Linked DNA regions of Homo sapiens: region 1 is linked to region 2. A link is a loop called in an ENCODE intact Hi-C map of the cell type or tissue named here. Cell type or tissue: heart left ventricle. All regions are shown on one strand. Each heading gives the region's core, and the rest is flanking DNA. Links, peaks and the distances in the headings are about the cores only. Region 1 has its middle 9.6 kb from the start of NBEAL1. Region 2 overlaps NBEAL1 (neurobeachin like 1).

Region 1 (12,589 bases), core at 2,908-10,907, 110 kb after region 2:
TGGTACAACTTGCTTCTCAAACTTTCACGTGCATACTGATAACCTGAGGATCTTGTTAAAATGCTGATTTTGATTTCGTAGGGCTGGGATTCAGTGGGTCAGCAGTCTATTAAGCTCCCAACCGATGCTAGTGCTGCTAATTCACAACCACACTTTGAAAGTTTCCTACAGTTAATACAGAATGCATTTGGTTGGTTTTGGAGGCAGTACTGATAGATTTGCATGGATTCATCCATCTATTCTTATTTTCTTCCCCTTGGGTCTGACTGGTGACACAGATTTGTAGAGGTATAATCTGTGGCTGTGACACAAAACCAAACCAATTGCTGCATATAGGCATTGAATCTCCAAGCATGACATTATTGCAGTTACAGCTAGAAAGACAGAAATACATTGTCTAAGATGCCACATGACAGTCCCTACTGGGACTCAAATGATAGCAGTATTTTGCTTTGGTGTCTATCATAGAGGCAGTCCTCAGCTTTGCCAGCAAATAGGAAGATTCCAGAGGACTGACCCTTAATAAACACACAAAGAACTAAAACATGTAACCTGTGTGTCCCTTCTTTCTGTCTCCTAGGAGATCTCAAGCTATGCATTGACAAGGAGAAACTCAGAAAACTTACCCGTATTGTCTCTAGGAGTCTACTAGTTGATTCTCTTTTCCGTATGATAATTCAACTAAGGCTGGTGCCCATCAAACTTCTGTGAACCAGGATTACCCCAGTTTAATATCTTCTTTCCCTTTTCCCTTAGACAAAATACCCAATGGATATTAGTAGAGAATTAAGTAGTTATTTTTCTGAAGGGTGCAAATGTTCCCTAAAGCTACAGAGAGTAAGGGGAGATGAGGAGTTATGCCTTTGTTTAGATAATTCTTTCCTTTGTACCACATACAAGGCAATAATTACAACACCACACTGCATGGGTTTAATAAGATGTCCCTCCTGGATAATCCCTAGTTTCTTGGTTCTCAGTTCGCCTGTGTCTCTTCCCCATAGTCCTGTCTTTAAACCATTCCCCTCTATAATGTCCGCATTATACTCACAGAATAAGAAAGGGTGGATCCCAGCCCCTTCTTAAGCCTGGCAAATTCTGCCGCATTTAGGTAACATCTAGGTGTCAGCTAGATGCCAACATTATTCCTCTGTTGAGGCTTCTGATGGCTCCCAGGAGTGGGGATAAGCTTTGGTTTCATGAGTGAGCCCCTCAACAACATTGAGATGTTTCTCTACCAATGAAACTACAGCTACTTTTTCTCCCAGTGTACCTTAAGATAAACACATTTACCGCCTTCAGAACATTTTCTTTCATAAGACTATATGACCCAGCAGCTTCTAAAATAGCCTGTCCTTTTATGTTAAAAGTATATATGTGGCCTGATTTTCATGAAAAAGGCCTCCACATTAATTTAAATGGTCTTGCACTCAGCGTCTCAGTTTATGTCAGAGCTATGAGTTTCAGTTCATCTCACCAGATATAACCTTAGAATGCCACTAAATTTATTAACAATGAAAAAATATACCTGCCAGCCGGGCATGGTGGCTTATGCCTGTAATCCCAGTACTTTGGGAGGCCGAGGCAGGTGGATCACTTGAGGACAGGGGTTCAAGACCAGCCTGGTCAACACGGTGAAACTCCATCTCTACTAAAAATACAAAAATTAGCCAGGCATGGTGGTGCACGCCTGTAAAATCCAGCTACTTGGGAGGCTGAAGCACGAGAATCTCTTGAACCCAGGAGGCAGAGGTTGCAGTGAGCCAAGAACTTGCCGCTACACTCCAGCCTGGTGACAGAGCAAGACTCTGTCTAAAAAAAAAAAAAAACAAAAAAAACAAAAAACCCTGGCAAGGCAATTGGACTATTCATATCTCTTGGTCAGGGCATTATCTCCCCATAGAAAAAAATGTATAGGGAAGTAAATTATATTCTCAGGGTTGCTTTTTCATCATGAGTCATAACAAGTACAACTAATTGGATTAATGTGATGGTAGTATCATCTTTTATAATAGCTTTCATGCAGCCATTTCCACTATGTGCAACCTGCCAATCGGAGCAGATACTTGGTTCTGCTAGATAGAGCAGTTTCCCTTGGGCAGATCTGGAGACATATGGTCAAGTTTTTGTTCTTTGACATTCCTTTCCTAAATCCCATCGAAGCTCTTTCTCTTCTATCCACACTTTCACACTTTTTTAGCTAGCCTGTCTATATGCATTCAGATTTTCTGATCTTTTCTAAAAAACACCTTTGGTTTTGCTGATTACCTTTATTAATTTCTTTTTTCAATTTCATTTATTTCTGCTCTAATTTTTGTTATTTCTTTTCTTCTGCTTACTTTGGATTTAATTTGCTCTTCTTTTTCTAGTTTCCTACAGTAGAAGCTTACTGACTTTAGATCTTTTTTTTTCTAATATTCAATGCTACAAAATTCCCTCTTGTTTTGGCTACATTCCTCAAATTTTCATCAGTTGTATTTTCATTTTCATTTATTTTAAAATATATTAAAATATCTCTTGAGTATCGGGGAACCTGCCCCCAATAGTCACATAGGTTCTTTTCTGTTTTCCCTAAGCGTCGGCCAGGTTGAGAAATAAAGGGACAGAGTACAAAAGAGGGAAATTTTAAAGCCGGGCATCCGGGGGAGACATCACATGTCGGTAGGTTCTGTGATGCCCCTGAGCCGTAAAACCAGCAAGTTTTTATTAGGGATTTTCAAAAGGGGAGGGAGTGTACGAATAGGGTGTGGGTCACAGAGATCACATACTTCACAAGGTAATAGAGTATCACAAGGCAAATGGAGGCAGGGCGAGATCACAGGACCATAGGACTGGGGCGAAATTAAAATTGCTAATGAAGTTTCGGGCACCATTGTCATTGATAACATCTTATCAGGAGACAGGGTTTGAGAGCAACCGGTCTGACCAAAATTTATTAGGCGGGAATTTCCTCGTCCTAATAAGCCTGGGAGCACTATGGGAGACTGGGGCTTATTTCATCCCTACAGTCTTGAACATAGAAAACGGCCACACCGAAGGGGGCCATTTTAGAGGCCCACCCTCAGGGGCGCATTCTCCTTCTCAGGGATGTTCCTTGCTGAGAAAAAGAATTCAGTGATATTTCTCCCATTTGCTTTTGAAAGAAGAGAAATATGGCTCTGTTCCGCCCGGCTCACTGGCAGTCAGAGTTTAAGGTTATCTCTCTTGTTCCCTGAACATTGCTGTCATCCTGTTCTTTTTTCAAGGTGCCCAGATTTCATATTGTTCAAACACACATGCTCTACAATTTGTGCAATTACTGCAATCATCACAGGGTCCTGAGGTGACGTACATCCTCCTCAGTTTACGAGATGACAGGATTAAGAGATTAAAGTAAAGACAGGCATAGGAAATCACAAGGTTATTGATTGGGGAAGTGATGTGTCCATGAAATCCTCACAATTTATGTTTAGAGATTGCAGTAAAGACAGGCATAAAAAATTATAAAAGTATTAATTTGGGGAACTAATAAATGTCCATGAAATCTTCACAATCCACATTCTTCTGCCATGGCTTCAGCCGGTCCCTCCGTTCGGGGTCCCTGACTTCCCACAACACTTGAGGTTTCTTATTTGACCCATGTATTATTTAAAAGTATGTTGTGTCAGCTGGGTGCAGTGGCTCACACCTGTAATCCCAGCACTTTGGGAGGCTGAGGGGGGTGGATCACTTGAGGTCAGGAGTTTCAAACCAGCCTGGCAAATATGGTGAAACCCTATCTCTACTAAAAAATACAAAAATTAGCCAGGTGTGGTAGCACACGCCTGTAGTCCCAGCTATTCGGGAGGCTGAGGCACAAGAATCTCTTAAACTCAGGAGGCGGAGGTTGCAGTGAGCTGAGATCACCCTATTGCACTCCAGCCTGGGGGACAGAGCAAGACTCCGTCTCAAAAACAAACAAAAAAAGGCTGGGCATGGTGGCTCATGCCTATCATTCCAGCACTTTGGGAAGCCGTGGCGGGCAGATCACGAGGTCAAGAGTTCGAGACCAGTCTGGCCAACATAGTGAAACCCCGTCTCTACTAAAAATACAAAAAGCCAGTGTGGTGGTGTGCGCCTGTAATCCCAGCTACTTGGGAGGCTGAGGCAGGAGACTCTCATGAACCCGGGAGGCGGAGGTTGCAGTGAGCCGAATTCGCACCACTGTACTTTGGCCCAGGTGATAGTGAGAGACTCCATTTCAAAAAAAAAAAAAAAAGTGTTTTGTAATCTCCCAAGTATTTTGGGATTTTCCAGTTATCTTTCTGTTATGGATTTTTAGCTTAATTCTATTGAAGTCTGAGAGCAGACATTATATGACATATATTCTTCTAAATTTGTTAAGATATGTATTATGGGCCAGGCGCAGGCTCACACCTGTAATCCCAACATTTTGGGAGGCCGAGGCAGATGGATCCCCTGAGGTCAGGAGTTCGAGACCAGCCTGGCCAACATGGTGAAACCCCATGTGTACTAAAAATACAAAAAATTAGCTGGGCATGGTGGCAGGTGCCTGTAATCCCAGCTACTCGGGAGGCTGAGGCAGGAGGATCGCTTAAACCCAGGAGGTGAAGGTTGCCATCAGCTGAGGTCACATGCCATTGCACTCCAGCCTGGGCAAGAAGAACGAAACTCTTGTCTCAAAAAAAAAGAAAAAAAAAGATGTGTATTATGGCCCACAATGTGGTCTAGCTTGGTGAATAGCCCTTGTGAGCTTAAGAATGTGTATTCTGCTGTTGTTGGATAAGTAGTCGACAGATGTCGATGTTACTGTTCAATTCAACTATGTCCTTATGTCTGCTTGATGGATCTGTCCGTTTATATAATAGAGGGGTACTTAAGTCTCCAACTATAATAGTGGATTCATCCATTTCTCCTTGGAGTTCTATCAGTTTTTGCCTCACATATTTTGATATCTGTTGTTAGGGAAATATGTGTTAAGGATTGTTATGTCTTCTTGGAGAAATGACCCCTTTATCATTATGTAATGGTCCTCTTTATCACTGATAACTTTCCTTGTTCTGAAGTCTGCTCTGTCTGAAATTAATATGTTTACTTCCTCTTTCTTTTGATTAGTATTAACGTGGTATGTTTTTCTTTACCCATTTACTTTTAATCTATATGTGTTTTTATATTTAAAGTGGGTTTCTTGTAGATAATATATAATTGGGTCTTGTTTTTTGATCCATTATGTCTTTTAAATGACATATTTAGACCATTAACATATAAAGTGATTATTGACATAGTTGGATTGATGTATACCATATTCATTACTGTTTCCTATACATTGTACTTATTCTTTGTTCCTATTTTTGTCTTTCACTCTTTTTCTGCCTTTTACATATATATATATTTTTTTTTTAAATTTTTTTTTTTGAGACAGGGTCTTTGTTGCATAGGCTGGAATGCAGTGGCATGATCATGGCTCACTGCAATCTCAAACTCCTTGGCTCGAGTGATCTGCCCACCTCCACCTCCCAGGTATTTGGCACTGCAGGCACACTCCACCATGCCCAGTTAACTTTTGTATTTTTTGTAGAGACAGGGTCTTGCTATGTTGCTCAGGCTGGTCTTGAACTCCTGGATTCAAATGACCCTCCCACCTTGGCCTCCCAAAGTGGTGGGATTATAGGCATGAGCCATGGCACTCGGCCAGTGCCTTTTAAAATCTTAATTATTTAATATGATTCCATTTCCTCTACTTTTGTAGCATATCAGTTTTACCTTTTTTTTTTTTTTTGAGACGGAGTTTTGCTCTTGTCACCCAGGCTGGAGTGTGGTGGCGCGATCTCGGCTCACTGCAACCTCTGCCTCCCAGGTTCAAACAATTCTGCTTCAGCCTCCCAAGTAGCTGGGATTACAGGCGCCCACCACAATGCCCAGCTAATTTTTGTATTTTTAGTAGAGATGGGGTTTCCCCATGTTGGCCAGGCTGGTCTCGAACTCCTGACCTTAGGTGATCCACCCACCTTGGCCTCCCAAAGTGCTGGGATTACAGGTGTGAGCCACTGTGCCCGGCCCAGTTTTACTCTTTTTTTTTTTTCCTACCTTATTTAGTGGTTGTCCTAGAGTTTGCAGTATACATTTACAACTACTCCAAGTTCACTTTCCAATAGCACTATACCAATTCACAGATATTGCAAGAACCTTATCACAAAACATTCCTAATCATTCCTAATTCCTCTCTCCTGTTCCTTATGTCATTTCTGCCATTCACTTACACCTAAGCAATTGTGTGTATACACACACACACAATTACATTGTTGCCTAGTATTATTTTGAACAAACTGTTGTCTGTTAGATTAACTGAGAATAAGAAAAATAAGAGTTTATATTTTATATTCACTTATTATTTCTCTGATGCTCTTCATTTATTTATGCAGAGAGTTTCTGACCTATGTGTCATTTTCCTTCTTTCTCAAGAAGTTCTTTTAATTATTTCTTATAAGGAAGGTCTGTTGGCAACAAATTCCCTCAAATATTGTTCTGTTCATCTGAGAAAGTCTTTGTGTTTCACTTTTATATGATAATCTTATGGGATACAGAATTCTAGGCTGGTGTTTTTTTTTTTTCTCTCAATATGTTAAATGTTTTACTCCACTGTCTTCTTGATTGCATGATTTCTGATGAGAAGTTGGATATAATCCTTATCTTGCTCCTGCATAGAAAGCTGTTTGTTTTCCTCTGGCTTCCTTCAGGATTTTCTCTTTATCTTTGATTTTCTGTAATTTGAAAATGATAGCCTAGGTGTAGTTTTTTTAAACCACTTATCCTGCTTGGTGTTCTCTGTGCTTTCTGGATCTCTGGTTTGGTGTCTATTGCCAATTTGGGAAGATTCTCTGTCACTGTTGCTTGAAATATGCTTCGCTTCCTTTTTTTTCCTTCTGGTATTCCTATCACACACATTTATACCTTTTGTAGTTATTCCACAGTTCTTGGATGTTCTGAATCATTTTATTCTGTCTTTTTTCTCTTTGCTTTTCCATTTTGGAGGTTTCTATTGACATATTCTCAAACTCAGAAATGTTCTCTTAGCCATGTCCAGTTTACTAATGAGCTCATCTTCATTCAGTCTACTAAGGAGGATTCTTCATTTCTGTTATAGTGTTTTTGATCTGTAGCATTTTAAAAATTCTTTCTTAGAATTTACATCTCTGCTTACATTGCCCATCCGTTCTTGCATGCTGTCTGCTTTATCCATTAGAGCCCTTAGCATATTAATCATAGTTGTTTTAAATTCTCAGTCTGGTAATTTCAACATGCCTGTCTTATATGAATTTGGTTCTGATCTTTGCCTTATGTCTTCAGGTTGTTTTTTGCCTTTTAGGATGCTTTGTAATAATTTTTTCTTTTCTTTTTTTTGAGATGGAGTCTCACTCTGTAACCCAGGCTGGAGTGTAATGGCACAATCTTGGCTCACCGCAACCTCCGCCTCCCGTGCTCAAGCAATTCTCCTGCCTCAGCCTCCCGAGTAGTTGGGATTACAGGCACGTGCCACCGCACCCGGCTAATTTTTGTTTTTGTTTTTGTTTTTCAGTAGAGACAGGGTTTCACCATGTTGCCCAGGCTGGTCTCCAACTCCTGACCTCAGGTGATCCACCCACCTCTGCTGGGATTATAGGCGTGAGCCACTGGGCCCGGCCTGTAATTTTTTCTTGATAGCTGAACATGATGTACTAGGTAAACGGAACTGCAGTAAATAGGACTTTAGTAATGCAGTGGTAAAATGTGGAGGAAAGGGAGGCTTCCTATAGTCCTGTGATTAGATCTCAGTCTTTTAGTGAGCCTGTGCCTCTGAACTGTGCTTTTCAGTTTTTCCCCACCTTAGCTGGTACAGGATGATTAGTATGTGCTGCGGTTATTTCCCTTCTCCCATGTGGACGTCTAGAGCTGAATGGAGTTGGGTATCTCCCTTCGCCTAAGACGGTTAGGCTCTGGTAAGACAGTATCTCTTGAGGGCAGGCCTTGTTAAGAAAAATAGAATGGCTGGGTGTAGTGGCTCACACCTGTAATCATAGCACTTTTGGAGACCAAGGCGGGAGGATTACTTGAGCCCAGGAATTTCAGACCAGTTTGCGCAACATAGTGAGACACTGTCTCTATAAAAAAAAAAAAAAAGAAAGAAAGAAAAGAAAAAAAAAAGGCCAGGCGCGGTAGCTCACGCCTGTAATCCCAGCACTTTGGGAGGCCGGGGTGGGCGGATCTCCTGAGGTTAGGAGTTCGAGACCAGCCTGACCAACATGGTGAAACCCGTCTCTACTAAAAATACAAAATTAGCCTGGCATGGTGCTGCATGCCTGTAATCCCAGCCACTTGGGAGGCTGCGGCAGGAGAATCGCTTGAACCTGGGAGGTGGAGGTTGCAGTGAGCTGAGATCGCGCCATTGCACTCCAGCCTGGGCAACAAGAATGAAACTCCATCTCAAAAAACAAAAACAAAAACAGAATGCCCTGGGTTTTTTCTGTGTGTGTGTTTTGTTTGTTTGTTTTGTTTTTAGATGGAGTTTTGCTCTTGTTGCCCAGGCTGGAGTTCAGTGGGGTGATCTTGGCTCACTGCAACCTCCACCTCCTGGGTTCAAGCGATTCTCTTGCCTCAGCCTCCCAGTGCCTGGGATTATAGGAACCTGTTACCACACCTGGCTAATTTTGTATTTTTAGTAGACCGGGTTTCACCATGTTGGTCAGGCTGGTCTCGAACTCCTGACCTCAAGTGATCCACCTGCCTCGGCCTCCCAGAGTGCTGGGATTACAGGTGTGAGCCACCGCACCTGGCTGCCCTGGTTATTTTTAAGTGGGTCCTTTTTTTTCCTTCTACCTGCTGAAAACAAGGGGGAATTTTCCTGTAATAATTACCATAAGAACCTGGTCAAGTTCCTACAGGTAAAACTCACAGGAGTGTTGTGGCTTGCTCCATAACTAGCCCTCCCTCCCCCAAGAGCTTTTTACTCTCAGGCATGTCCACTCTGAGCCTCCAATAATTTGTCAGTTGCAGTTCAGGTTTGCCTGCCCTCATTCCAGTTCCTGTGGAGATTTATGCTCTCTCTCTATTTTTTTATGCTCTCTGTATTTTTACTCTCTCTCTCTCTCTCTCTCCAATTTTGGTGGCAAGGGTTTACCCTGTGACTTCATTTCTCTGGTGGATCTAGGAAGAATTGTTGATTTCTCCATTTGTTCAGCTTTTTATTTATTGGGATAGAGTCTTCCAAGCTCCTGGACACCAGAATTGCTGTCCATATGATACCACACAGTTGTCTAAGCTACAATGTCAGACATGCTCATGAAAACACTGTGATTATGATTACATTGACTGGAATGTGGGTGTTATCAGAACTCCTCAGTTACCCATTTACAGACTCTTTTATTAAAGTAGATTGTGAAGCCAGGTGTGGTGGCTCATGCCTGTCATCTCAATACTTTGGGAAGCGGAGGTGGGAGTCTCACTTGAGGCTGGGAGTTTGAGACCAGCCTGGCCAACATAGCAAGACTCTGCCCCTACGAAATAATAAAAAAATTAGCCAGGCATGGTGGCTTATTCCTGTAGTCCCAGCTACTTGGGAGGCTGAAGCAGGAGGATTGTTTGAACCCAGGTATTTGAGGCTGCAGTAATCCCTGATCATGCCACTGTACTCTATCCTGGGCAACATAGTGAGACTCTGTCTCAAAAAAACTAAAACTAAAATAGATTATGTATTCTTCTGTAGAATCACAGAGCTAAACAACTGAAAGTTACTGTAGAGATCATGTAATTTAGTGGCCCAATTTTAAATATTAAAAAATCAAGGCCTGAATCTGAATCTAACCAAGTCTCTAGACCAGTGCTGTCTGATAGAACTTTCTGCAGTGAAGGAAATGTTCCACATCTGTGCTGTTCAGTACAGTAGGCACTAGCCATATATAGCTATTAAACAATCGAAATGTGGCTTTTGCAACCAAGAAATAAATTTTTTGTTTTATTTAATTTTAATGTACATAGCCACATGAGGTTAATGGTTACTGTATTGGACAGTGAAACTCCAGAGCTAATTTGCATTGTAGAAAACACAGGGGATAGAGGATGGGGAGAGTTGAGAGATACCACCAAGTAATTCATATGCTTAGGAAAGCTTTCCAGTGGAGAGTGTATCTGAGCTAGGTCTTGAAGGAATGTTAGAATTCCAGTGTCCAGAAAGAAATAATAATTCTGAAAAGAGAATGCCTTGGGTAAAAGCTTGACTCCTGAGAAAATTCTCTTCTGTGTTTTGAGAAAACCATAATTTACTTGATGAGTCTATCTGGGGTAGAAGTAGCAAGGCAATCAGCTTGGTTGCAACCAACTCAGCATGGGTCCCTGAATACAGCTCAGTAATTTACATTTCACTTTGTGTAAAATTAAAGTTTTTAGGCAGGGATGTAATAAGATTAAGAATATATTTACTGTACTAGACCTTCTGATATCTTCCCCAGGGCAACATGTAACCATGCGTGTGTGCGCATGCACGCACGCACACACACACACACACACACACACGCACACACATAGAATACAGTAATTAAAATTAAGTTGAAACATGAAAGAAAACCACTTCACTTTCATTTGTAATAAACTTCCCATGCTGGCTGGGAAGTTAATTGAAAGTTAGGACTTCCACATTCTACAGTAGGAAAAATTCTTTAATCAAGAGAAAAAAATGAATTACTGGAAATTCTTGTTTAAAAATTAGCATTTTCTCATTTTAAATTCTTCTTTCCAAATGTGAAGAAAAGAAAAATTTGAGACTAGGGACATTTGTTCTCTTAAGAAAGCAGCTTTCAGCTGGGCGCGATGCTCACGCCTGTAATCCCAGCACTTTGGGAGGCCAAGGTAGGCAGATCACGAGGTCAAGAGATGGAGACCATCCTGGCCAACATGGTGAAACCTCATCTCTACTAAAAAAAAAAAAAAAAAAAAAAAAAAATAGCTGGGCGTGGTAGCGCACACCTGTAGTCCCAGCTGCTCAGGAGACTGAGGCAGGAGAATAGCTTGAACCCAGGAGGTGGAGGTTGCAGTGAGCCAAGATCGCACCACTGCACTCTAGCCTGGCATCAGAGCAAGACTCTGTCTCAAAAAAATAAATAAATAAATAAATAAAATTAAAATGAATTTAAAAAAAAAGCAGCTTTCTTGAAGTTCAACCATTCTAGTTCAAATTTAAGTTAATTGATATCTGAGATCTCTTGTTATGCATCAAGGAACATTTTTTTCCTTTCAGTATTATAATACTAAGATAATTAAAAAGAAAAAAAAACCCTGTTTAAAAAAAAAACACAAAAAAACCTTCGTGTAATTTCTACCACCGTACCTGCTCATCTCAATTAGTTTTTCCCTTTGCTTTCCATAGTAAGAGCAAATAATGCACATTATTTCTTGACATTAATCTATCAGCATTCCTAGGAATTACATCTGGCACTGTGTTTTCTTTCTTTCTTTTTTTTTTTTTGAGACAGAGTTTTGCTCTGTTGCCCAGGCTGGAGTCAGTGGTGCGATCTCAGCTCACTGCAACCTCCACCTCCCGGGTTCAAGCGATTCTCTGCCTCAGCCTCCCAAGTAGCTGGGACTACAGGCGCGCGCACCACCATGCCCAGCTAATTTTTTTGTATTTTTTAGTAGAGATGGAGTTTCACCATATTGGCCAGCCTAGTCTCAAACTCCTGACCTCAGGTGATCCACCCGCCTCAGCCTCCCAAAGTGCTGGGATTACAGGTGTGAGCCACCGAGCCCAGCCCCTAGTTTTTTAGATACTTGTTTTGACTTGTATATTCATTTGATTTATCAGGTAAGATAGTATCAGGTAAATATCTCCTTTTAGTTTTTCTGTTTGAGTAATAAAGCAATTAACAATTATCAATTTATTTGGAATTAAAATTACGAGATTTAGAATTTCTGTGGCAAATGGCTGTAACTATGACTCAGGGCTTTTTCATACTACATCAAAATTTTAACAGTAATAAAATAGGTAACACTTTTTTAAAAAGAATAGATCTGAGATCTAGTAGTTCCTACTTAAATTGACAGTTTGACACATATTAAGGCGGTCAACAGTGATTAAAATAGTAAATGTGCCACAATTTTTAAAAGACATCTCTGAACAAAGTTACATATTTTATTTCTTGTATTTTAGAGCCAGGATCTTGCTCTGTTGCTCAGGCTGAAGTGCAGTGACAGGATCACACCTCACTGCCATCACACCCAGCTGATTTTTAATTTTTTTCTAGAGATGGGGTCTTGCTATGGTTGCCTAGGCTGGTCTCAAACTCCTGGCCTCAAGCAATCCTCCTGCCTCAGCCTCCCAAAATGCTGGGATTACAGGCATTAGCCACCACACCTGGCCTCCTATTTTATTATAATGGATTTAACGTAGGGGAAAAGATCTTTGTTTATTATTACATTCCCATATTTATTTTCTGCCAAAAGGACCATTAGATTTTGTTTATCATATGATTCATCACCATAAACTAGATTAGTAGGTCAAGAAGATTATGGTTTTTCAGCTGTGAATAATCAGATGAAAAATGGTGCCCTAAAGAAATAACAAATGGGGCCAGGTGCAGTGGCTCAC
Region 2 (12,589 bases), core at 2,481-10,480:
TGAATTTTAGTATTGCTGTTCTGTTTTAAAAGAAAGAATCAGGGCCGGGCGTGGTGGCTCATGCCTGTAATCCCAGCACTTTGGGAGGCCGAGGCAGGTGGATCACCTGAGGTTAGGAGTTCGAAACCAGCCTGGCCAACATGGTAAAACCCCATCTCTACTAAAAATATAAAAACTAGCCGGGTGTGGTGGTGGGCACCTGTAATCCCAGCTACTCGGGAGGCTGAGGGAGGAGAATTGCTTGAACCCAGGAGACGGAGGTTGCAGTGAGCCGACACGGTGCCAATGCACTCCAGCCTCAGTGACAGAGTGAGACTCTGTCTCAAAAAATAAATAAAAATAAAAAAGAAAGAATCAGGAATTAGATTCTAAAGCACCCACTTAGAAAAGTAGGTCACTGCTACTTGTCATCTGACAGATGAGCTATAGGCAGAACTTGTTCGCCAGCCACAGTGATGTTTTTTTTTTTTTTTTGGAGACAGAGTCTCACTCTTGTCACCCAGGCTAGAGTGCAGTGGTGTGATCTTGGCTCACTGCAACCTCTGCCTCCCAGATTCGAGCAATTCTCCTGCCTCAGCCTCCCAAGTAGCTGAGATTACAGTGGTGCGCCACCACATCTGGCTTAATTTGTATTTTTAGTAGAGATGGGGTTTCACCATGTTGGCCAGGCTGGTCTCGAACTCCTGACCTCAAGGGATCCACCCACCTCGGCCTCCCAAAGTGCTGGGATTACAGGCATGAGCCACTGCACCCGGCCTCGCCAGTCATAGTTTTTAAATTTTTCTCTTTTAAACAAATACATGAAAACAGATTTTTTGCTTTAAAAAAATTCAATGTTTTATTTCCATTAGCACTTCCCTAGGCACAATTTCAAGATACACATAAAACGTGTGATTAAAATGAGAGATAAACCATAGAACAAAAAAAAAATCATAATATAAAAATACAATTACAGGCATAAGATACTATTTTCCCTCATGTTGTTGCCAGACAATTCTGGCTGCATTCAGAGTAAGAGCTTAGTCTGTAACTTTAGAAACAGTGTTATTTGCTAACCTCCATTCGTAAAGGCATGTTAACTTCATATTCAATCCGAATTTTCAGGTAATGCAGCATCCTTGAATCTAATCTAATCCCCATTCCAAAAGAAAGTAAACCTACAAATTTTAGCGCACATGATGTAGTTACTGCTTTCCTCTTAAACAATTGAGAAAAATTGCTTTAATCAAACAAATACTTAAACGTTATCCGTCTCCGAGACAGACACGTCTTTCTCTAGTTACTACTTTAGTCTGTAACTAAAAACTGTGTATCTATGACCTGTTTTAACAGAATAATCTCCTAATGGTATGACACTCTCTAGAATCCATTCCTCCAATCCAACTTTCACACTGCAGCTTAAGACCATTTCTAAAATGCGAATCCGATAATATTACTCTTCTGCTAAAAATTCTATCCATTGCCTATTATCTACTCTGACATAGGAGGTTTGCTCTAATGTGACCTTGCTCTCTAGTCTCATCTCCTCTTGCTCAGTGTCCTATACCCAAACACATGTAGAACCCAGTTTTACAGTCTATGCCTTTTTAGGTGATATTTACCATGCATCCCTGCTCAACCTTGTCTTTTAAAACACAAATGATACCATCTTCTTTATGATTTTCTAGCTTCCTGGAACAACAAACCACTCCTCATTTGTACCCTCACTATTAATTTGTACATTATTCCGTACATTATTCCAACAAAGAAATATTGTATATTAGTTAAGGATATAAATTAAACAGGCTGGGTTCTAACTCCAGGATTCAATGGAATTATGAGTCTAAGCAAGTTACTTATCTTACTGAGCTTCAGAAAACTAAAGCTTAGAAAAGATAACCAATAATACCATATACCTCTCAGGGCTTTTGTGAAGATTAAGTGAAACAATACACGTGAAATACTTAGCATAGTGCTTAACATATTGTTAACACCCCATAAATGGTAGCTAAAAAGAAAAATAAATGCTCATAAAGTTATGTTGAACTTATTTTTTAAAAAATTTATTTTGCTTTAGATTGTAAGCTTCTTACAGACAGAGACTTTTATTTATTTATCTTTGTATTGTAAGGGTATAGCATAATTCTTGGACTAAGAAGACATTCAATAAGTTTTAAGCAAATGAATGATTAAATACCTCCTACAATTGAGTACAAAAAAAACTGTTGACTATTTTAAAAATCCTCTGGAGCAGCTTTTCCCAAACTAGCATTTGTTAACAACTAAGTTATAATAACAAAATATGTTCTATGCTCAAATAGCTGGTGAAACAGTAGGACAAAACAAAAGTAAACTGGTTCCTTTATAGCAGAATTTTAAAAATGTATCACTAACCTCCAAGAGGGATATAAAGAATGCAACTGGGCCGGGCACGGTGGCTCACACCTGTAATCCCAGCACTTTGGGAGGCCAAGGCGGGCAGATCACTTGAGGTCAGGAGTTCGAGACTAGCCTGACCATCATGGTGAAACCTCGTCTGTACTAAAAATACAAAAATTAGCCAGGTGTGGTGGCGCATGCCTGTAATCCCAGCTACTCAGGAGGCTGAGGCAGGAGAATCGCTTGAACCCAGGAAGCGGAGGTTGCAGTGAGCCAAGATTGCGCCACTGCACTCCAGCCTGGCAACAGAGCGAGACTCCGTCTCAAAAAAAAAAAAAAAAAAAAGCAACAGGCCGTATGCAGTGGCTCACGCCTGTAATCTTAGCACTTTGCAAGGCCTAAGTGGGTGGATCACTTGAGCCCAGGAGTTCAACACCAGCCTAGGCAACATAGTGAGACCTTGTCTCTACAAAAAATCAAAAAATGGGGTGGGAGTATTGCTTGAGCCCAGGAGGATGAGGCTACAATGAGCCATGATTGCACCACTGCACGGCCACCTAGGTAATGGGAGTGATACCCTGTCTTTAAAAAAAAAAAAAATAGAATCCAACAGTCCCCCAAATTTATTTAACTATAGAGTCCCTGTCTCATGACATAGCACCATTTTGCAGAAACATTCCTTCAGTAATCTGTTTTATTGTATTTATCAATAGTCATATTAAGTTTCTTGGGGAAAAACAAGACAATAGCTATTTTTTTGGTAGTATAGAATTTTTTACTTTCAATGGTAAAAAAAAAAAAAAATCCAACTTTAATGTTAACAAATTCAAAGTTACTTTGTAAAAAGAATACGATGACCATAATGTCAAAAAGACCAGTCAGGCCCAGTGCGGTGGCTCATGCCTGTAATCCCAGCACTGTGGGAGGCCAAGGCGGGCGGATCACTTGAGGTCAAGAGTTCAAGACCAGCCTGGCCAACATGGTGAAACCCCATCTACCAAAATACAAAAATTAGCCAGGTGTGGTGGTACGTGCCTGTAATCCCAGCTACTTGGGAGGCTGAGGCAAGAGAATCGCTTGAACCTGGGAGGCAGAGGCTGCAGTGAGCCAAGATTGCGCCACTGCACTCCAGCCTGGGTGAGAGAGCGAGACTCCATCTCAAAAAAAAAAAAAAAGTTGGCTGTCACACATCCAGAACTTGCCACTAAATATACTGTTTGGATTATATGCAATTATTTCTTAGCTATCTATGCTATATAGTGGAGAATGAAAATAGGTGTAAGATACAATTCCTGCCAAGAAATAACATAAGATGTATTAAACAAACATGTATCTTTGGGAAAAAGAAGTTATACAAAGCAAACAAAAATATAAGACTCAAGAGACCTTATAACCAATGCAATGCATAAACTTTGGATCCAGGATTCATTTCTAAAAGGCTATACAAATATTTTTGGAAAAATTTGAACACAGAGTATATATTAGATGAATTATGGGCCATTTTCTTAGGTAGGTAGATGATTATGTAGAAATATACAGGGATGAAGTGTCTTGATAGTTATGTCAATTCGTTTTCACAAATGATTTGAGACAAAAGTCAGCAAGTACAGTAAAACATTAGTAATTGGTTAATTTAGGTGAAGAGTATATAGGATATCACTTTACCATTCTTTTGACTCCTCTCTAGATTTGAAATGTATCACAGCAAAAAGAAGGGAGAAAATAAAACTAATAAGCAAATTTTATTAGGTCAGATACAAAAAATAAATATTTAAAAGTAAGGCCAGACACGGTGGCTCATTCCTGTAATCCCAACACTTCGCGAAGCTGAAGTGGAAGAATTGCTTGAGCCCAGGAATTCAAGACTAGCCTGGGCAACAGAGTAAGACCCTGTCTCTATAAAAAATACAAAAAAAAAAAAAAGCTCAGCATGGTGGCACATGCCTGTAGTCCTAGCTACTCCGGAGACTGAAGGTGGGAGGACTACTTAAGCTCAGGAGTTCAAGACCATAGTAGGCCATGATCCCACCACTACACTCCAACCTGGGTAGCAGACTGAGAACCTGTCTCCAAAAAAACGGTGTGGGGTGGTGGAGTAGAAAAAAGTCCTTTTTCCTTTTACTTATCTAATAAAAGCAACTGAGGTCAGCAAGGACTGAGGAAAAAAAGACAAAAGAACTGGGAGAAACAAAAGAACTGGGAGGAAGAAAAGAAGTAGCAAAAATATTAATTGCTTCCATTATACTCAATGTTACATGGACTCAGAAAATGTTTTGGTTTTGTGAGATTATACATTTTTCTTTCTTTTGAATGGAGTCTCGCTCTGTTGCCCAGGCTGGAGTGCAGTGGCACGATCTCGGCTCAATGCAAGCTCCGCCTCCCCAGTTCGTGCCATTCTCCTGCCTCAGCCTCCAGAGTAGCTGGGACTACAGGCGCCCGCCACCGCGCCTGGCTAATTTTTTGTATTTTTATAGAGACGGGGTTTCACCGTGTTAGCCAGGATGGTCTCGATCTCCTAACCTCGTGATCCGCCCGCCTCGGTCTCCCAAAGTGCTGGGATTAAAGCGTGAGCCACTGTGCCCGGCCGAGATTATACATTTTTGTATATCTTTTTCTAGTTTAGCCAGCTTGTGCATGATAATAATTTATTACTTTCTTTTTCTTTTTTGAGATGGAGTCTCAGTCTGTCACCCAGGCTGGAGAGCAGTGGCACGATCTCAGCTGACTGCAATCTCTGACTCCCGGGTTCGATCAATTCTCATGCCTCACCCTCCTAAGTAGCTGGAACTACAGGTGCCTGCCACCAAGCCTGGCTAATTTTTTGTATTTTTAGTAGAGACGGGTTTCACTATGTTGGCCAAGTTGGTCTCGAACTCCTGACCTCAGGTGATCCGCCCACCTCAGCCTCCTAAAGTGCTGGTATTACAGGCAAGAGCCACAGCCACTGTGCTGGGCCCCCCCCTTTTTTTTTTTTTTTTTTGAGACAGGGTCTTGCTCTGTTGCCTAGGCTGGAGCGTAATGGTGCAATCACAGGTCACTGCAGCCTCAAACTCCTGGGCTCAAGGGATCTTCCCGCCTTTGCCTCCCAAGTAGCTGGGACTACAGGCGCATGCCACTAAAACTGGCTATTTTTTTTTTTTTTGGCATTTTTCATAAGTTTTATAGAGACAGGGGTCTCGCTATGTTGCTTAGGCTAGTCTGGAACTCCTGGCCTCAAACGATCCACCTGGGCATCCCAAAGTGCTGGGATTACAAGTGTGAGCCACTGTGCCTTCTGGCCTTTTTCTCCTTTTGAAGTGAACATTTTTTCTTCTCTTTCTTTCTTTTTTTAAAATTTTTGGCTACATCACATTTAAAAAACTGAGAACAATTCTGTTTCATCTTTCCTTCCAGTAAACTATGAGAATACAAACACAAACAATTTCACTTACTGAAGTCAATTCATCGGTACAAATTCCAACTGTAACTATTGCCATTAGTACCACAGGGATGACATAATGATAATATTTGGACCCTCGTGGAGGAGGTATACCTTAATTTTTACTGCTTCTCACCTTCCTTTGAAAATTCATGATTATTTTGATGGCAATTCAAACCCCTCCTTTTAATTACCCAATGAAATGACAAAAGGAATAGAAAAGGAACTGCAGTTCACAACATAGTTATAACTAGATGGACAGTTCACAAATTTACTCTGACCTTTGCTGTGTAGTAAAGAAGGATGTTACCAGGCAGGTCGGCCATGTCAGACTCTTGACACTTCCAAGGGCTTAAACAATTTGGACCTGAAAATTATTTACACACACATACACACCATTGAATATATATGGTCTCCTTGGTTCTGTGTTATCAGAATAAAATTTAAAATTAAGCTGTTTCAAGCTACTCAAACAACACAGCTGAAACTCATTAAGCTAAAATTTACTTTGTTTCCATATTCCAGTTTATCTAAAACCTACAAAAATTGGGAAATAAATCAATTTCCATTACAGAAAATTTTTTTTATATAGTATTAACAAACTATTATCAGCCAGGTACAGCCTGTAATCCCACAGCTCATGCCTGTAATCCCAGCACTTTGGGAGGCTGAAGCAGGTGGATCACTTGAGCTCAGGAGTTTGAGACCAGCCTGGGCAACATGGTGAGACACCATTTCTACAAAAAAATATCAAAATTAGCCAGAGGTGGTGGCATGTGCCTGTAGTCTCAGCTACTCAGGAGGTGAGAGATCACTCAAGCCTGGGAGGCAGAAGTTGCAGTGATCTGAGATTGCGCCACTGCACTCTGTCCTCAGCAACAGAGTGAGATATTGTCTCAAAAACAAAAACAAACAAAAATTATTATCTGGTCACGCATGGTGGCTCACACCTGTAATTTCAGCACTTAGAGAGGCTGAGGCGGGAGGATCACCTGAGGTCAGGAGTTTGAGACCAGCCTGGCCAACATGGTAAAAACCCCACGTCTACTAAAAATACTAAAAAATTAGCTGGGCGTGGTGGCAGGTGCCTGTAATCCCAGCTACTCGGAAGGTGGAGAATCGCTTGAACCCAGGAGGCAGAGGCTGCAGTGAGCTGAGGTCGTGCCATTGCACTCCAGCCTGGGCAACAAGAGCAAAACTCTGTCCAAAAAAAAAAAAAAAGAAAGAAATTATAAACAACCTAAGTAAATAACACGTCTTGAATCCAAGGAAATATGCAACCATTAAAAATGATCATTTAGGCCTAGCACAGTGGCTCACGCCTGTAATCCAAGCACTTTGGGAGGCCAAGGTGGGAGGATCACTTGAGGCCAGGAGTTCAAGACCAGCCTAGCGAACATGGCGAAACCTTGTCTCTACTAAAAATAAAATAATTAGCTGGGTGTGGTGGCACACACCTGTAATCCTAGCTACTTGGGAGGCTGAAGCACAAGAAACACTTGAACCCAGGAGACAGAGGTTATAGTGAGCCAATATCAGCCACTGCACTCCAGCCTGGGCAACAGAGCAAGGCTCTGTCTCAAAAAAACAAACAAACAAAAAAAAACAAAGAAAAGAAAAGATAAGGTTCTAATATAAAGTCTGAAATGTGGGCAATCCCATTCATCTCAAAATTCCCATGCAATCTAAAAAAGATATTTAGACAAATAAGAAGCTATTCTGCAGTTACATAACTCTTAAAAGCTTAACTCCTGAACATCCTGTTAGAATATACATATAATTTTGAAAGTAGTTAGGATCCAATAACTATTAGTACATATGTTTAAAATCATAGCCAAAAGAAAAACAAAAAGCCAAAACAAAATGAAAAACAGTTTGCAAACTTATCCAAGGTTCCCTAATTCTACTGCCTTCATGAATTCTTCAGATATATTAATATATCAGTTGAAAAAATGACAAGTTTTGGAATAAGGCTCATGATTTTGGAAGCAGTTACATAATTTCTTCTAGAGATACGGTTATATTTTGTTTCATCAATTCATTAAAATCTGTCAAAAGTACTGGCAGTGTTATGGACTGACTATGTCCCCCTAAACTTCCTATTTAAAGCCATAATCCCCAATGTGACTGTATTGGAATAGGGCCTTTAAAGTGGTAACTGGGATTAAATGAAGTCATCGGGATGGGGCCGTAGTCTGAGAGAACCCCTTATAATAAGAGACACAGGAGAGGCTGGGCGCGGTGGCTCACGCCTGTAATCCCAGCACTTTGGGAGGCTGAGGTGGGCGGATCACAAGGTCAGGAGATCGAGACCATCCTGGCTAACACCGTTAAACCCTCGTCTCTACTAAATATACAAAAAATTAGCCCGGCATGGTGGCGGGTGCCTGTAGTCCCAGTTACTCGGGAGGCTGAAGCAGGAGAATGGCGTGAACCTGGGAGGCGGAGCTTGCAGTGAGCCGGGATCGCGCCATTGCACTCCAGCCTGGGCCACACAGCCAGACTCCATCTCAAAAAAAAAAAAAAAAAAGAGAGACACAGGAGATCTCTTTCTCCGTCCATATGCACACAGAGAAAAGACCATGTGAGAACACAGCAAGAAGGTAACCACCTCATAAGCGAGGAAGAGAAGCCTCACTTATATAGAAGTGAGAGCCTGATCCTGATGTCACCTCGATCTTGAACTTCTAGCTTCCAGAACTGTGAGAAAATAAATTTCTGTTGCTAAAGCCGCCCAGTCTGTGGTATTTTGCTATGACAGCCCTAGCAGACAAATACAGGCAGTATTATGGATGATAACTGAAATATTTCCCAAAAAAGGTTTGCTTTATTTATGCCTACAAAACAAAAACTATTAGGTATGTGGAGGGGCTTTTTCTTCCCTTTCAGCTTCAATTAAAACAAATACACTCTTCACATGAAATATATTCTTCAGAATATATTCTTCTATATTCTAAATATATTCTTCAGAATATATTTAGACAACAAAAAAAACTCTAAATTTGCTTAAGCATTATGACTGTACATGCTTACCTGCTAAATATAATGCCTTCACCTGAGGAGGTTGTAGTGGTTCATAAAAGATGATAACAGATCCTAGCTGACCCTCCAGAGATGTGGGACACCCCCATTCACTGTCTTGGGTTCCAGCTGATATCAATTTGGTAATCAATTTTGATTTTTCAATTGTTCCTCCCCAGGAGGCTGATGACAGAATTCCACCAAATGATGTCCGATGAGGGGTAATGGGAGAAGAGAAAGGTGGATCTGGGATTTGGGATGGTGGAGGAGTGGTGGTTCTTTGCCCAGCTGAACCAATGCAACAGGAAGTAAAGGGCTAAAAACAAACAAACAAATTACACAATTTTAATTAACATATATCCTCATATTTAACATAAAATTACACAATAAAATAGTACATAAAATTACACAAATAAATACATTGAAAATAAAAGTGGAAGCAGTTTTATTTTTACCAAATCATGAAGTGTAGACGCATGTGTATACTTAGGAAATTATTAGCAAAATTACCTTGGCCTATAGCATTTGGATGCATTACTTCTATGACTATTTTATATTCTTTGGTAATTTTTGAATTTTTAAAGTGCATATGATTATGAACTTTTTTAACTTCACTGTTTTTGAAAATAGAGAAAACTATTTTTTCTCTTTATGATGTATAAATATTAATCACAAACTATCCTGAAATGGTCACTGAGATGAAAACCAACAAAAAATTACTTGAATCCTTGGACTTGAGAAATAATCTACTCTATTCCACTATCTTCAGAAAAGGCCCTCTAGTGTTCTTTGAGAACCACTTCAATACATAAACTCTATTTTATACCTAACTAAAATATGAAGGTTTTAAGCTTCTTCATTATTGTTTCAATTATAATCAAGTTAGAAGAGTCCATCATAATATTCTCTTACGTAATTCACATACTTAGAGAGCTTTTATTAAACGATAGATTGATCTGCTCTATTCATTTCTTTGGCTTTCCTGTTATAAGTCTTTCTTTCTAAGCCTTTGTTTCTTCCTTAAATGTTTTCCTTTTTTCACATTGTCTGACTTCATCTAATAATGACAGGCTGACAGAATTGAATATTAATGTGTGGAGTCTTACTACATAGAAAACACTTTAAAATCTGGGGCCACATATTTACAATAAACATAACCTTCTACCTTAACTAAAACATTTCAAGAATTCTCAACCAATAGGGCCCGTAAAGAGTAGGTTGGATATACTTACTTCATTCATGGCAGGAAATCTGAGAGGGGCAGAAACCTTCTGTTGTCCATTGTCATAGATATAGACGAAGCTCTGACCAAAAGGCCTTTTTCCAGGCATGTGGACAACAGTTATGTTGTGCTGGTAAAGTGAAACACACATTTAAAGGATAAAATTACATTATGTCTTTGGAATGACAAATGCTTTCAGAAGTTTGCTCTATAATTTGTACAAATAGTAGAACGTTAAGATTAAACGTAAATGTTAAATTGATGTTCTCAAAGTAACAATTTTTTCCATAGTAGTACAAAAGCACGTAAGCATATTCTATAAAATATACACAATTGTAACAGTACCTTTTCTGCATTTCCAAAGCTTTAGTATTCCTTAGAATCATTTTTAAAAATGAGAAGCATTTTATATTTTAGAAAACAATACAAATGCATTATTTAAAACAACCTATCAGCTGGGCGCAGTGGCTCACACCTGTAATCCCAGCACTCTGGGAGGTGGGCGGATCAGGAGTTCGAGACCAGCCTGGCCAACATGGTGAAACCCCACCTCTACTAAAAAATACAAACATTAGCCGGGCATGGTGGCAGGCGCCTATAATCCCAGCTACTCAGGAGGCTGAGATAGGAAAATTGCTTGAACTCGGGAGGTAGAAGTTGCAGTAAGCTGAGATGGCGCCACTGACTCCAGCCTTGGTGACAGAGCGAGACTCTGTCTCAAAAGAAAAAAACAAAAAAAAACACAAAACAATCTATCATCTCATTTTATTTTATCATTGTTTTAAAAAACCTTTTTTAGAAATTGGGTCATGCTCTATAGCTGAGGCTTGAGTGCAGTGGCATAATCATAGCTCACTACAGCCTTGAACTCCCCAGTATCCTCCTGAATAGCTAGGATTATAGGTGTGTGCCACCTCACCCAACTAATTTTTCAATTTTTTGTAGAGAGAGTCTCACCCCAGGCTGGTCTTGAACTCCTGGCTTCAAGCAATCCTCCCATCTTGGTGTCTCAAAGTGCTGGGTTTACAGGTGTGAGTTATAGCACCCACCCCATCTCATTTTAAATTGAAATTCAAAATTAAATTTACTTATAGAGATGGGCGGATCACAAGGTCAAGAGATCAAGACCATCCTGGCCAACATGGTGAAATCCTGTCTCTACTAAAAATACAAAAATTAGCTGGGTGTGGTGGCACGTGCCTGTAGTCCCAGCTACTTGGGAGGCTGAGACAGGAGAATTGCTTGAACCCGGGAGGCAGAGGTTGCAGTGAGTTAAGATCGTGCCACTGTACTCCAGACTGGCGACAGAGCAAGACTCTATCTCAAAAAAAAAAAAAAAAAGAAAAAAGAAAATTTACTTATAGAAAACCTTAAGACATCCTAACGTTCTATATATTTATTTATTTATTTATTTATTTATTTATTTATTTATTTTGAGACAGGATCTCACTCTGTTGCCCAGGCTGGAGTACAGTGGCACCATCTCAGCTTACTGGAGCCTTGACTTCCTGGGCTCAAGCAATTCTCCCAACTCAGCCTCCCAAGTGGCTGGGACCACAGGCACAAATCACCATACCCAGGTAATTTTTGTATTTTTCAGTAGATAGCAGGTTTCACCATGTTGCCCAGGATGGTCCCAAACTCTTGAGCTCAAGTTATCTGCCTGCTTTGGGCTCCTAAAGTGCTGGGATTACGTACAGGTGTGCCACTGCGCCCAGCCTCATTTAAATTTTTTAGCAAAAAAATGACTGCTGTTGAATTTATGACAATGGTGGGAAATACCATTAACCATACTAGAAGTTAAATGTGATGCCCTAAAGCCTTACCCAGAGGGAATCACAGAAACTGTGGTCAGGAAGCATAACCGTTGCATATTCTCTTTTTGTGCACACTGCCACGACCAACATACCTGAATGGGTAATAAAGGCTTCAAAACCCATGCCACTTCCTGTAAAAAAACTAAAAAAAATACGTATTATCAGAACTTTTAAAGTTGGTTGTTCAGTTTCATCATCATTAAAGTACATAAAACCATAAAGCCATCATGAACATCTTTACCCACAATTCTGTGGCTTAAATTCTATTGCCACACAGAAGTCCAACCTTGTTTCAAAGACCCCTTTAAAATCCATTTTGGTCATAAGAGTTTAGTAAATAAAAGGCAGCCTTGTAAAGTGGAATTCCACTAGTAAAAGTAAAAAAGTAAAACTACTAATTTTCAAATCTTTAAAATTCTTCCAAATAAGATTCAGTAAGCATAAATAAAGGTCTTTAAAATCACAAGATATAGGCCAGGCGCGGTGGCTCATGCCTGTAATCCTAGCACTTTAGCAGGCCGAGGTGGGCAGATCACCTGAGGTCAGGAGTTCGAGACCAGCCTGGCCAACGTGGTGAAACCCCGTCTCTACTAAAAATACAAAAATTAGCCAGGCGTGGTGGCGGGCGCCTGTAGTCCCAGCTACTTAGGTGGCTGAGGCAGGAGAATCGCTTGAACCTGGGAGGTGGAGGTTGCAGTCGGCTGAGATCGTGCCACTGCACTCCAGCCTGGGCGACAAGAGCAAAACTCTGTC

The links. Hi-C counts contacts between places; a loop is a spot of excess contacts. Peaks named below come from ENCODE experiments on the same cell type or tissue, not always from the same donor. Only the 100,000 strongest peaks of a DNase experiment are listed, where the experiment ranks them.
Region 1: it touches region 2 in a loop (2.2-fold over the local background); 2 of 110 quality-filtered maps call a loop at or near these places.

Annotation. Positions count from the first base shown.
Region 1 is chr2:202,999,008-203,011,596 of GRCh38, reverse strand. No RefSeq gene overlaps it. Among named protein-coding and RNA genes, the nearest start is that of NBEAL1, 9.6 kb to the left of the region's middle. In heart left ventricle, for the core only: no CTCF peak of the experiment used is centred there; no DNase peak of the experiment used is centred there.
Region 2 is chr2:203,109,539-203,122,127 of GRCh38, reverse strand. It overlaps NBEAL1 (neurobeachin like 1), which reads right to left. Exons shown (of 56, transcript NM_001378026.1): 15 at 11,846-11,978; 16 at 10,030-10,149; 17 at 8,810-9,113; 18 at 6,058-6,143. Among named protein-coding and RNA genes, the nearest start is that of NBEAL1, 100 kb to the right of the region's middle. RefSeq lists a silencer at 11,205-11,371. In heart left ventricle, for the core only: no CTCF peak of the experiment used is centred there; no DNase peak of the experiment used is centred there.